2 separate regions of the Homo sapiens genome follow, and region 2 is linked to region 1. A link is a contact called in ENCODE Hi-C or POLR2A ChIA-PET data. All regions are on one chromosome and are shown on one strand. The core of a region is the stretch at or near the end of the contact, and the rest is flanking DNA. Distances in the headings are between cores, read along the strand shown.

What was found. A loop is a pair of places that touch in the nucleus more often than their neighbours do. ChIA-PET counts read pairs that join two places held with the same protein, here RNA polymerase II (POLR2A). Pooled maps may share reads with other maps.
Region 2: a pooled map shows a loop between it and region 1 (4-fold over the local background). The contact joins the promoter of PMFBP1 here to the enhancer-like site in region 1. A Hi-C loop is called at or near these places in 3 of 168 maps with a recorded cell type or tissue (G401, heart right ventricle and posterior cingulate gyrus) and 6 of 50 pooled maps. POLR2A ChIA-PET finds 5 or more read pairs at or near these places in 4 of 52 experiments (A673, B cell, BJ and 1 more).

The regions. Positions count from the first base shown.
Region 1 is chr16:72,122,969-72,129,988 of GRCh38, forward strand. PMFBP1 (polyamine modulated factor 1 binding protein 1) reads right to left here. Exons shown (of 21, transcript NM_031293.3): 13 at 6,098-6,265; 14 at 5,689-5,826; 15 at 3,000-3,164; 16 at 2,270-2,437; 17 at 1,799-1,966; 18 at 578-681; 19 at 1-20. Among named protein-coding and RNA genes, the nearest start is that of DHX38, 33 kb to the left of the region's middle. RefSeq lists enhancers at 1,864-1,973, 1,984-2,043, 2,588-3,089, 5,426-6,226. Within about 2 kb of position 2,468, at least 6 of the 41 ENCODE cell types and tissues checked have a DNase peak (open chromatin) inside an H3K27ac peak, as active enhancers do.
Region 2 is chr16:72,168,031-72,175,050 of GRCh38, forward strand. It overlaps PMFBP1 (polyamine modulated factor 1 binding protein 1), which reads right to left and starts at 4,125. Exons shown (of 21, transcript NM_031293.3): 1 at 4,024-4,125; 2 at 3,167-3,238. The coding sequence starts at 3,178.

The sequences.
Region 1 (7,020 bases), core at 1,218-3,717:
CTAGTTTCTCATTGGCGACCCTGTAATAAAATCACAGGAGAAAACAGCAGCCAGTCGCCAGCCTCCCGCGAGCAAGGGTGCAGCTGGCTGAATGGGATGCTGGGTTCTCAGCAAGACTGCTGCTGCATCCCACGTCCCCCACGCATCACCCCGTCCGCAGAGCTAAGGCCTTCCTAGCACCTGGGGATTCAGAGGACTCTCTGAACTCAACTCCTATGCAAAATCCTGTGAGCCCCAGGTGAGTTCAAGGGAATGAGTTCAAGGGGGCCAGGCAGTGAAGCTGGATCCTGGGATGGGAGGAGGATATCTGAGCCAATGTCCCCCTTCCTTCTTGCTGCCGAGCAAAGCACCCCTTCCTTCCTGCCATCGCTGTTTCCAGCTCAGCAGAGGGCTTTCCAGGCCTGCCTGAAGGGTTGAGCCCTCCTCTCCATCTTATTTCCATCCCTTGGGTGTGGGCTGAGACTGGATCTGTTTTCCAGGAGTGCAGGGGTGTGTGTGACTAATCTTTGGCACGCATGTGGCTCCTCGGCTCAGTCCAGGCCTCGGACCCTGCCTCCCTTTTTCCTCCCATACTCACTTCTGCTGTTTTGCCCATTGCTCCAAGTTGGTCATAATCTGATCATTCCCTCGGTAGAGCCTACAGGTGTCTTTGGGCACAGACCACTGGGGCAGGCAGCAGGGCTTGGGTACAAGAAGAAAACGAGACAGTCAGAGGTGGGAGCACAGGCCTGTCAGCCCTCCTTCCGAGTCAGGCCTCTTCTATCTCCCTGGGAAAAGAAAACTTGACTCTGCTGTCCAACCCGAGGCCAGAGTTGTGGAGTTGCCACCAGACCTCCCCCTCTGGCTTGTGCGGGTGGCATCTCACACAAAGGTGACATCTCTGAGAAGGCACCATTTATGGCAGAGACACGTAGATTTGTACACTTATAATCACGGTTTTCAGTGTGAAGGCATTAAAGTGACTCCTAAAAAAGAAGTATGCTAAGCCAATTTTCCAACAGATGGAAGAAAAACATCTGGAGGAAGAGGAAGAGATGCCTTCTTTTTCTCTCTTCTTTTTTTTGACACTCTTGCTCTGTCATTCAGGCTGGAGTGCAGTGGCATGATCACGGCTCATGGCAGCTTAACCTCCCCCCCGGCTCAAGCTATCCTCCCACTTAGCCTGCCGAGTAGCTGGGACCACAAGCATAGGCCACCATGCTCAGCTAACATTTAAACTTATTGTAGAGATGAGGTCTTGCTATGTTGCCCAGGCTGGTCTCAAACTCCTGGACTCAAGCAGTCCTCCTGCCTTGGCCTCCCAAAGTGTAGGGACTGCAGGCATGAGCCACTGTGCCCGGCCTAAGATGCCTTCTTTGTAATTCGAGCAAAGGCCCAGTGGCCACCTGAGCTGTCCTGCGGCCTCCTGCCATGAACTTCACTGCTCAGGGAGGTGGGCCTGGGACAAGCCCAGAAGGTCACTTAGTCCATTCTACTGTAGGGTCCAGGGCTGCCAAAAGTGTCAGGATGTACTCTGGAAGGGGACCCAGTGGACTAGGTCAGGGGTAGCTGGTGTACCTGACAGTCTCTTCTCTAGAATGGGGCCTTCGCTCTGCTCAGTATCTATCAACAAAGCCACAAGAACACAGGTGGGTTGAACCAGCAGCTGTGGCTCTTGCTTTGTGCTAAATGGAGGGGGTGACCTTTCCTTTGCTCCCAGGCTCTCCCACCCCCACCAAGGGCTGTCTGGCATTTGGGTGGTCATAGGATGTGCCTGGAGGCACTGAGAGGAGGCACGCAGAAGCCAAGGCATGCCCACCTCCTTATCGTCCTCAAGGAGGTTCTCTTTTAAGGCGGCCATCTCCTCCTGGAACTCCCTGAGCTGCTCCTCTTTGGCTGCCAGCATCTTGAGGTCATTCTGGTGTTGCTTCTGCCACTGCAGCACCTGGCAGCTCATCTCCTCTAGCTTCTTGTCAAAGGCGTGCACCTACTCAGGAGAGCAAAGTGAGGAGGGGGACTCCAGCTGGCCTCCCTGACCGCAGGACCCACAAGGCCAGAGGGTGCTTCCTGGGCCTTGGGATACGTGTTGGGGGTATTTTCTTCTCAGTGGCCAGCAGAGGGCACCCATGCTCCGATCTTTGCTGCCTCTGTCTGAAGTTCAGGGAGCCAAGAAAGTGGAGGGAACCTAGCAGCCCAAGGGAATGACTTAGTGCTAAATAATTCTGGATGCAAGAGGTGACCTTGTGGACCCCTACCAGGAAGGCAGCCCAAGCCCCTGGCAGCTCCTCACCTCCAGCTCACTCTCCTGGTGGAAGCCCCGCAGTTTTCTTAATTCCGTATTGAGCTTTTTCATCCTTTCCTCATAAGCAATGATTTCCTCTTCCAGCTGAGCTTTCTTCTCTTGGGTCTGTGTCAAGCTTTGCTGCAGGCTCTTTGTCTCTGAGGTCACGTGATTGAGCTTCCGGAAAAGACAAAGAGGACGAATGGCTGTCAGAGACTTTGACCCTCTCTGCTGAGTCCTGAATGGAGGAGGGTTCCAGTCCCTTCCTGTCCTCTGCCCAGGGTGACACGGACGGTCACCTTGCCTAGTCTCCCAGAGAGGGGTGGGAAATGACAGTGGTTGGTTTTCTGCACCCTGCTTTCTCCTTCCTACCCACTCCCTCCATTTCTTCTCTTTCCAATCCCATGAATTGATGGGCCAGCCATGATCAGCACAGGATGGGGCATGAATTTCCCTGACAATCCAGACTTTGGGAAAACCTTGCCCCCGAGTCACCCATGGGCAGAAAGGCTTGCTAGATTTGGTTTTGATCTTTGTCCTCTTCCTCCGCCCTCCACCCAACTCCAAGCCTCACAAAGAGGAAGCAGGCCTTCTCTGCACAGACATCCCAGCCCACACAAGGGTTTGAGATGGCCCCATTGACAGTCAATAGGCAGGAAATTGGCTCCTGTGCTTCTCCCGCTACCTTGACGTTTCCTTGCCTGAAAACAGCCCTGGAGACTAGAGGGTGTGGCCTCACCTTCTCGAGGGCTTGTGTCAGGTCATCCTGGCAGGCGGCTGACTTCCGGGATAATGCATCATAGGCTTCTTTGGTGATGGTAGTCTGGAGATAGTGCTTCTCCTTCTGCAGAGCTTTGTCCAGCTGGGCCTGCAGGCTCATTAAGGACTCCTTCTGAAGGGCTATCTTTAAGGAGGGAGAGCAGAACTGTCAGGGTGCCAGGTCAGGGTCATAGAGGCATTCTCTGTGCCTATAGGAAATGAACAAGAGCCAAGCTCTCTCCTGTCTGCAGCAACCTGCAGAGTCCGTGTTAACACTCACATCTTCACTTCACCACTGTAAAAGGTAGAGCTGTCTTTCCAGGCTCTTTTGCACCCCTCAGCCACATCTCTCTTTCTAGTTAGCATTTCCCTCAAACAGCAGGAGTACCAGCGGTGCTGGGGCATGATATGCCAAGTACACAAAAAAGTCCCTTTCACATACTCTGCAGCCTTTGATAAAGACCTGGAATCCGATTTGAGGTTAGTGGACATGATAACAACATGTCCTTTGTGTTTTATGCCTCACTTAGTTCCTGATGTAATTCACTAGACTTGATGTGCCAGAAAGCAGGACTGTGCCTGTGTTTTGTTTCCTGCTGTTTCCCCATTGCTGTAACTCAGGGCATGGCACATGACAGAGTTTCAGGAAATGCTCAAAAATGGTCTTTGTTCTGTCACGTGAAATATTGCATTTTTGGAGTTAGGGATCAATTGATCAACATGTTAGGGAACATGTAGTTCTGGTAGAAGTGTGTTTAAAAACTGAAGTCTGTTTTCAACATCGTAATGAGTATTCATGGTATAGTTAAAAGGAAGTTGGGATCTGGAGTCAGAAAAATCTGGGTTGAGGTCCAGGTTCTATCATTTACTTATTTCTCTAGCCTCAGTTTCTGCTTCCACAAATTGAAATCATTTTAACTGTTTCGTGGAGTTTTTATGATGATCAAATGAGGTGATATGTGTAAAAAGGGCTTTGTTTTACTATACGACTATGAGTTACTGTCACAGACACACACAGAAACTAGCCTTCTTATATACTTTAAGTACAGGACAGAGATCTGCTTCTGAGTCTGGAAGCCAGAGGGAGACCTCAGAAATTCATATGCCTGACTTGTATTCTTTGGTATTCTAGCACACCTGCATCTGAAAGTGGCCATGCACACAGAAACACATTCTTTTGGGTTTTCTTGTTTTATCTCCAGTAACTGATCAGTGCTTCAAGTTTATTACTTTTTCAGATACAATTTTGAGTACCTCTGGCCCTGGGAATTAGTGAGATGAAAAGTGGTAAATTGGACTTCTGACACCATATTTTACATGCCCTGGTGGTGAAACTATTCCTAAAGATGAAATAATTTGGTCTTCTGAAAACAGAAGTGCATCTTTTCTGGGGACTTCTGAAAAACATGGAGTCAGCAGGGTCTGCCCAGTAAACCAGAGGAATCACTGGAGAAACTATAATTCACTGTCAATGCTTGATAAATGATGGCTGAACTGAGAAATGTCAGTATAGAGGTAAGACACTAAAACTGAGGATGGTGAAAAAAAATTACAGTGAAGCTAGAAGCTAAAATGGAAGCTTTAAAAATTTTTGCTAACATGAGTGGTTTAGCTTGGAGAAAGATTCTAAAAATCTACATATAGAAGTATGTAAATTATAGAACCAAGAAGTTCTAGTAAAAGTTCTAATAAAAGACCTACTCTCTCTGCTGTCAATGGTATTAGGTCTAGATGGTTTTATAGGTGAATTTCATGAAGTCATCATTGATTCCTCACTTTCTCTCACATTCATTCCATCAGCTCAGACATACAACTTTTCCATCATCACAGAAAGGCAGCAAGTTCTACTGGGCAGTGCTATTTTTATACTTAGAAAAGTCATACTACTTTAAGATTTATTTTTATATTATGAGGGAATAAGGGCTGCTTGGCCTTTCATTTGTAGCCCAAGAGACCAACTACCAAGGTGTTATATTTTTCTCTTGCCCAGAAAGATGGAATGGATTTAGCTGGAGAAAGTATGGCTGCTTATGATGAGGGAGAAAGGGAACAGGTGTTAGAGCTGGATAATTCAGGTTCAAATAGTGGTTGATTCCATCACTTGCTGGTCAGTGACTTTGGCCCTCCATCTTTCTTTCCTCTATCATGTCTTTCTTTTTGGCAGTAAAGCAGATGGAAGCCATGTAAAGAGCTTAAGTGGACGACAAATAAATGACGACTGAATTCAAGCACAGTGCTTAGCATATGTCAGATGCTATTTACTCCTTTCTGTCATTTTTACTTGTGTAATGAAAAATAACTGTCCCCCCTTTCATCTCCTTTTTGTGCTTTGTGACAAGTTTTGGAAGTGTTCCCTAGCAAATTGCCCCCCAAAATGGATTCACTCAACTCTGGTCTAAAATGTAACATTGGAAGACTTGATGCCAAAGCCCAAATAGCTTGGGGCTCCACCAGATATGAGATGAGACCTTCCACATATGGAAGAAACATTTCTCTGGCTCAGCAACCAGGTGCCAATGGGGAGGGAAGTAGAGCTGTAGGTGGCCCAGGATCCGCAGTTGGCTGAGCAGTTAGCTGCATTTCTGTGTGGAGGAGAGGTGGGTACAGATTTCAGGTCAAGGGTCACAGGGTTCAAATTCCTCACTCCCTTGGGGTTCCTGTCTACTCACCTCTTTATTCAAGTCTTGGATGACTTGCTGGCTGGTGTTGTATTTGTTGAGAGAGGATTCCAGTTGTGTAGAACAACACTGTAGCTCTGCTCGGAGATTCTCATTTTCTTCCTCCAACTTTCTGGAATTCTCTTTCAACTGTTCCCTCATTAAAGAACAAAGCACAGCAAAGAGGTGTTAATCTCAGATAACTATAAAAGCCCCACTCCACCCTCCCTCTCACCCAGCTCTATCTCCACCCTGCGGGAGCTCAGGCATTCTCGCTCCCCTCCTCGCTGGCCTTTCCCACTGTCCCTCCCGTCTTTCCTAAGCTCTGAGCATCCAGGGCCTCCGCATCCCTGGAGGCCCAGGTGGGGTCATGTCCCGCTCTGGATTCCTGACCCAGCTCTCCTGGGATTCTCCCACTCACCGTCTTGTCTTTCTTTTTAAATTCCTGCCGCAAAGCTTCAAGTTCTCCCTCCATCAGCTTCTCATGCTCTTTGCTCTTCTTCAACTGCTCCCGTTTGTCCTCCAGAAGCTTTGTGGCCTCCTGAAGATCTTCTTCTAACTTGCATTTGATGGAGCCTTGCTCCCTGTGCTGAAAAAATAAAGACTGAGCTGAAAGACTGTCTTAGACTATATTATATTTGGGGGAAAAATACAGACAATTGCACACAGGGCATGGCTGAGATGAAGAAGAAGACAATTCCTTAGTTATATAGCATATGTAAAATAAAAGGTTTCCTCCAACGCCTGTAACATTTTTTCTTTGTTCAGTCAGATATACCAATTTATTTTATTTATTGATCTAATTCCTAAGCACCAGCTTTCTCTCCCACTTTCTTACCAATTCTTCCCAAAGATTAGGAAGATTCCAAATCTTTATCAAAAACCTTTTTGAATGAAGTTTAAAAAATCTTAGAAGAGAACAAAAAGAGTAACTCAGAGATCAAAGACTTTAAATTGACTGACAATTATCTCCTACTGCTGGGCACTATTTAAAAAATAAATAAATTGATAAGAATAGCTTTTGAATCCTAGAAAGAACAACATTGTCATTTGATTAATTTTAAGGTTAACCATTGAAAATGCTTCTTACTGGTAATGGGAGCTGGTGCTGAGTGGCTGGCTTAGCATACTAACACAATTCTGGTCAATTAATTTGCATGGATTGGTGGTGATATCTTTCCCAAATAATGACTGATATGTTTAATCTTTTTCTTTTTTTTGAGACAGGGTCTCACTCTGTCACCTAGGCTGTACTGCAGTGGTGCGATCACAGCTCACTGAAGCCTCAATCTCCCAGCCTCAAGGGATCCTCCCACCTCATCCTCCCAAGTAGCTGGGACTACA
Region 2 (7,020 bases), core at 2,875-5,374, 47 kb after region 1:
ACAGATGATCTCATCTAATTTGTACATTTAGCATCGGCTCAGAGTCTCTGAGAAAATGTCTTCATTCATGAAACAAGGTTTGGAATAAATCATCTTTCTTTGAATATTCCTTAAACCAGTTGAATAACAAATATGTTTTGATGGATGTCAAGTGAAATTTACTTTTGAAAAGAAAACCATTCACTCCTGAAGACCAAATTATAAAGAGGTTTTGATGCATCAGAAAAGGAGTAAAAATGCTGGGAGAGTGATCAGGTGATTTCGAGAATGATGTTCGATTTTTAATTATAGGGAGTTATTAGAAAAGGCTGTGTTCACCTCAGAACCCCAGAAAAGCCAATGTTTCTGGGGTCTCAGTGAACCTAATTTCTTGCTGGTATCTCGCACAGATATTAGCTGTAAACTATTTATAATCCTATCTACTTTATGAAGGCTAAATTCCAGGCAGATGCCTTTTGAGTATCAACATGCAATAGGGATAGATTTAATCTGACATTTCATCAATCATAGCTCTGTAACCATTACTGGGGCATGAGATGAACTGAGAGTCATAATGTTGACCCTCAGGCACCATCTGATCTTGTCCTGGATCTGAAGTCATTAACAATGGCTGAAATCATAAGTCTCCACTGCTAGGTGAGTTTTCATTTACATAAGTCATGTACTTAGATACCCGGTTTCTCTTATATAAGGCTGGAACCTGGTCACTCTGCTTTGAAACATATGACAGCAGCAGCAGCTATTAACCCACAGGCAAAATGATGAGTGCTGATACTGCAGTTGCTACCATATTCATGATAACTATTAGAAAATAGGTTATTTACTGAAGCAAATTTTCTGTATTGATTAAATGGGTCTTTTGTCAAAAAGCATGGTATCTCAAACATATATTTCAAAATAGGAGAAGACATTTTGCTTTAGGTTTCCAAGTATTAACAGTCTCAAGCTTCTTCTTGGGGGAAGCTAATGTTAAATTGAAGCTCGTGATTCAGTAGCATTTTCAGAGCCCAAGAGCATTGCAAAGATTCAAAATGGCAGCATTCCCAGGGATGTGGCATTTCAACATGAAAATCGGAGTAATTTTGGATTCAACCAATAACACCATAAAGGTCATCATCTTTGGGATATTATCTTATTTGTCTGAGGATGAGGACAAATCTTCAATAATCAATGGGAAACCACTTTTAACCACCACTAATATCACAACCATTCAATTTATGGTAAGAGTTATGCCTTAAGAATCATGAAACCTTAAAAACTAATATTGATTCAGGAATTCTTACATTTCACTTGTGTAATAGTAGAGTTTACAGTTATCTACAGTAATTTTAAACACTATTATTGATATTACTGACTTGATTCCCAAGTTGACTTTTCCATTTATAGAAATATTACAGTTTTTGCATTACTTATGAATGAAATTAATGGGTACTTATACAAGGTTTTGCCTGTGAACAAAAATTTAGAACCAATTATGTTCATATACTGAGGAGTGACTATATTTTATGGTGTTCTAAATTCTTTTAAAATTGGTGTATACTTATGTAACAAACCTGCACATTCTGCACATGTATCCCAGAACTTAAAGTATAATAAAAAAGATTTAAAAAATAAAGAAAACATTATGAAATGTAAGAAAGATAAACACACACACACACACACACACAGATTAACAAATTAAAAAAGATATCTGAGAGATCCCCTTATCAGCTGTGTATTCAAGCACAAGTTATTTAACTTCTGTGCCTACATTTCCCCATGTATAATATAGAGATAATTATGGCTTTCTTAAGGTTGTTGCAAGGATTAAATGCATTGGTAAATACAATGTACTTAGAACACTGTCTGACACATATCATGGAAGGCTAGATTAGTGTTTGCCATAAAAACAAAATTGGCACACCCTGTAAGTATACAGACTAGGATACATATGACATATGTTGGAGATCAGCCACCTATGGAACGTGGGCTGATTTTTATTGGCACCTGGGCAATTTTCACAGACTTTTTTCACTATCATATCATTTGAGAAATTATTCTACTAAGAAGGTAAGCTCCATGAGAGTAGAGATCTTTGTCTATTTTGTTCACTGCTTTATTCCCAGCTCCTAGAACAATGAACGCCTGGCATATTGAAGGTGCTCCAAAGATATAAATTAAATGAAGAAAGAGCCTTCTAGAAAATCCATACGAGATCCTTGTTCCCCACAGAACTGGTATGAAGTTCTGTATGGCTCCAGTAATGCAGCAGGAAAGGAGTGGACTGCCTGTTTCAGAATCTGCTCACCTCTTGGTAGGAGGTCTGTTAAAAAGCATATGGTACATGGGACAATCCTTTACTCATCAAAAAAGTCCCCTTAAATCCTTTCTGGAACAAGGTAGGGCATACATAAACATAGTTTGCTGCTGTTGTTGTTGTTTGAGACAGGGTCTTTGTCGCCCCGGCTGGAATGCACTGGTGTGATCATGGCTCACTGCAGCTTCAACCTCCCAGGCTCAAGTGATCCACTTGCCTCAGCCTCCTGAGTGGCTGGGACCAAAAGAGCGTGCCACCACACCTGGCTAATTTTTTTTATTTTTTGTAGAGACAGGGGTCTTACCATGTTGCCCAGGCTGGTCTTAAACTCTTGGGCTCAAGTGATCCTCCTGCCTCGGCCTCCCAAAGTGCTGGGATTACAGGTTTGAGTCACTGCGCCTGGCCCCATAAACACAGTTTGACCAAAATATTAAACTAATCAGACACTCCATTTTCATATCATTCCAGATAAAGAGAGAATGTTAGCAACAATAGTTAATATCGATTAAGTGCTTTCTACATGCACTACCTTTGCTAATCCTCATACCAAGTCTTTGGAATAGGTGATCATCATTCATATTTTCTAGATAAGGCAAAGGAAACTTAGAGTAGGTGATCACAATTCATATTTTCTAGATAAGGCAAAGGAAACTTAAAAGTAGGAAACAAACTCAGTATCATACTGCTGGTAGATATGGACCCAGACCCACCCAGCTCGAGTCTGGGCTCTTAAACACGATGCTCTGCTGCCCACCTCTGTCCATGATATTTTGTGATGCTTATTACTGGAATTTTGAATCATAAAACATGAAAAAAGTCCCTTGTAATGAATATTCAACTCCATGCATGTAGAGGAGTTAGGAGCCTTACCTCATCTTTCATTTCCTTGGCAGCTCTCAATTCTCCTTTAACCTTTAGTATTTTCTGAGCTTTGTTATAAACCTGAAAAAGTCCAAGTATTTAAGATGGAAAAAGTATAAATGAGCCTCTGCCCTTTAAAGATTTTCCCAGCTGGATCTATGCCCTCAGCAAGAGGTTTGGAAAATTTTCCTGAACTGTTAGCAATACCCACTTGCTTACCCATCTGTTTGTGTTTTTAAAAGGGTGTTAAAACCTCCAGATGGCAGGACCATGGTTTTACATCTTTTCCAGAAAACCACTACTTGGTGAACCAAACAGTTTCTGAATTTACCCTTCTTGGAAAGCAAAAAGTCTGAATCGAGTTTACTTTTTAGATTTCTATGTACTCTATGGCTCAGATATAGCTAATATTATGTACTTATTATGAACCAGACATGATGTGCATGACCTAACTTCATTCTCACATGAACCCTGGGAGGCAGGGACTACTACTATCCTCATTTAAAGATAAGGAAACTGAGGCCCAGAGAGGCTAAGTGACTTACCCAGGGTCACAGAGGCTCTCTTACTACTCTATGAGGAGCTTCCATTAATTTTGTAACTATTCATATGAAATATCTGATGATATGGTGTTTTTGAAGCATCAGCTTGCCATAATGTTGATGCTCATAAAGTTAGGAAACATGTGAAGTGCTGAGACTTATCTAGCTAGAAAGCCTCCCAGGAAACCAAAGATCTTTGCACATGTATGTGCATGTAAGTACAGGATGATGCATTTGAGGTCATAATGCACTGAGCTTATTAAAATCATCTCATTCATTCTGTTTTTAACCCTAAGAATAGAGGAATTTCCACCAGGAACTTACCTGCAGAATAGTTCAAGGAATGAGAAGCTATCAAAATACTCATCCTTTGTAACAAACCACATCCCCTATCCCTAATATAAGCCAAGAGGAAGAAAGAATGTTGGTGATATGTGGAATCTGGAATGTTTTATGGAGCTGAATTCTGATTTCCTGCATTGAGTACCCTCTGAAGTCTTCATGCACAGAGGTGCATCATGGAAATGGAGGTGTGGCTCAGGCTCACCTGGTGGGGACAGGCTAGGTGATGGTGTAGTAACAAACAACCCCCAAGTCTCAGTGGCTTACGACCGTGAAGGTTTATTTTTTACTCATGCTACATGTCCTTTATGAGTCAGCTGGGGCTCTGCTCCACATTGTCCTCAATATCCTCGTAGTCCTCAGCTGGTGAACTTCTATTATCTAGTATGTTGCCTGTTGCCATGGTAGCAGAAAGGGAACTTGGTGAATCACCTACTGGTTCTTAAAGCGGAAGTGAAACACTTTGCTTCTGCTCACATTTCATTAGCCAAAACAAGTCACATGGCCATGCCTAACTTCTTCCTTTACCTCCTCAAAGAAATATAGGCATATGTCAGAGAGATTGCGGGTTTGGTTTCTGACCACCAAAATAAAGCGAATATCACAATGAGACAAGTCACACAAATTTCTTGGTTTCTCAGTGCATAGAAAACCTATGATTACACTATACTGTGGTCTACTAAGCGTGCAATAGTATTATGTCTAAGAAAACAAGGTGCATAACTTAATTAAAAATACTTTGTTGCTAAAAAAATGCTGATGTGGACATAAGGGAGCACATGCTGTTGGAAAAATGGCGCCAATAGACTTGCTTGATGCAGGATTGCTACAAACCTTCAATTTGTTAAAAATGCAATATCTGTGAAGCACAGTAAAGTGAAGAGCAGTAACACGAGGTATGCCTGTACTGGCGAACTCACAAATGACTTCCACACTAGTCAAGCAAGATTAAAAATAGCGTGGCATAAAAGAACACTAAACAGGATTCTAGGCCACCAAGCTTCTAAACCTGGTTCAGCACCTCACTGGAGGAGTGGCCTTTGCAAAGGCCTTCATATCTCTGAGGCTTCATTTCTGCTTCTGTAAGCTAGGAAGCTATAATAAATGGCCTTTAGAAGTCTTTCCTAGCTTTAAAGTTCACTGATTCAGTGCTCTACCACGATGGACACCTTTCTTTAGGAGGAACTATGAACTCACCCAAGTATCATACAAAAAGTTGTAATGGAACAAATGTATCCTTGAGAATCATACTTCTTTGCAGGCAAGCCCACTGGATAGTCAGGAGATGATTCTGAAATCAAATGAAATCTTGTCCAAAAGACAGAGAAATGATTTTCTAGATTGTGATGGTTTCATCCGCTATGGAGTTACACAGCTGTAGTTGCAAGAGCCAAGAGCATTTCGAAGGAAAAGTAGAAGGCATAGGTTCTAACATTTGCATGAAAATATATTGAAATTTACTAAGTAAGGTAAGTAGGAAGAAAAAAAGAGAGCTGGAGTTTGTTCCATGAAGGAGATGTCAGAATCTTCAGTCATTAACAATAGCAGCAGGCAGTTTGGAAGGGCTTATGATGAAAAAACTGGAAGTGTTATATGATAAGTTTTTGATACATTTGACAGTAATGTTTGCCAGATGGATAGGGAAGAGTGTTTTGGGGGAGCCCCACAGGCTTTACGAAATGCCATGTGAACCTTCACAGTGCTGTCTGACTGAGGAGTATGGCTGGACAGATATTTTGTGGAGGAAGGGCTCATCCCAGAGGCAGGGACTCTCTACCAGATCCCCGGCTACTGACTCTCTGAAGCCAGGACTTTGCTCATGTCTCCCTCTTCTTGAACCCTTGTTCTTACATATTCTGTTCTGCCTCTTGCGTCTCTGTTGAGACCTTCATTTCTTCATGCCTTGTCTACTGCCATCTGCCCAGGCAACTCCTTTTTTGTATTCAAAACTCCTGCCATCTGCTTTTCAAAGTAGGACTTCTCTTGGTGACAGCTGTGCCTAAAGAAATGATTGTAGTGAAAACAAAAACTTGGTCAGAGCTTCTAGTGATGTTTTGTGCCTTCCCTCAGTCTACTATCAGAGCACCTTGCAGATTCCCAAGAAACACCTAACACCACACCTCAAATGGGTGACTAAGGTAGCAAGTATCAAGTCAGGTGTGCAAAAAGAGAAAGTAACTCTTTCTATTACTCAGTGTTTTTGTTTAGCCCCATTTTCACCAAATGGCAGAAAACACAATCTTAGTTATTTCTGAGAAAGCACCACGACTTTCAGGTTAAAAATGAATCAGTTCATGATTCCCTCACAGTTCATGATTCTCTCAACCTCTTTAAGGCGTCTCCAGAGTGTGCTTAAGATTTTGAGGTCCCAGTTTGGATCCTGGCACCAGGGGAAGCTTGTGGTCCATGGTCATGGGCATCTCTCCTAGCTAGAGTATGCCGAGGTGTCACTGTCCTGGTCAGTAGGCCACATGTACTAGTATTAGTCTGTTCTCACATTGTTATATGGAAATACCCGAAACTGGGTAATTTATAAAGAAAAGAGGTTTAATTGACTCATAGTTCTGCATGGCTGGGGAGGCCTCAGGAAACTTACAATCTTGGCAGACAGCACCTCTTCACAAGGTGGCAGGAGAGAGAATGAGTGCCAGCATGGCAAATGCCAGACACTTATAAAACCATCAGATCTCGTGAGAACTCATTCACTATCACGAGAACAGCATGGGGGAAAACACCCCATGATTCAATTACCTCCCACCAGCTCCCTATCACAACACATGGGGATTGTGGGATTACAATTCAAGATGACACAGCCAAACCATATCACCTTATATCCTGTGTCTTCCTCATCCTAAGGGCTTTGGGTCATCTGGCACTTCCTCATCCTTTGAAGATGCTCCTCCCTGTTCCCCATCAAGACACAAACACATGCACACACATACCACACATACATACACACACACCACATGAGAGTAGATT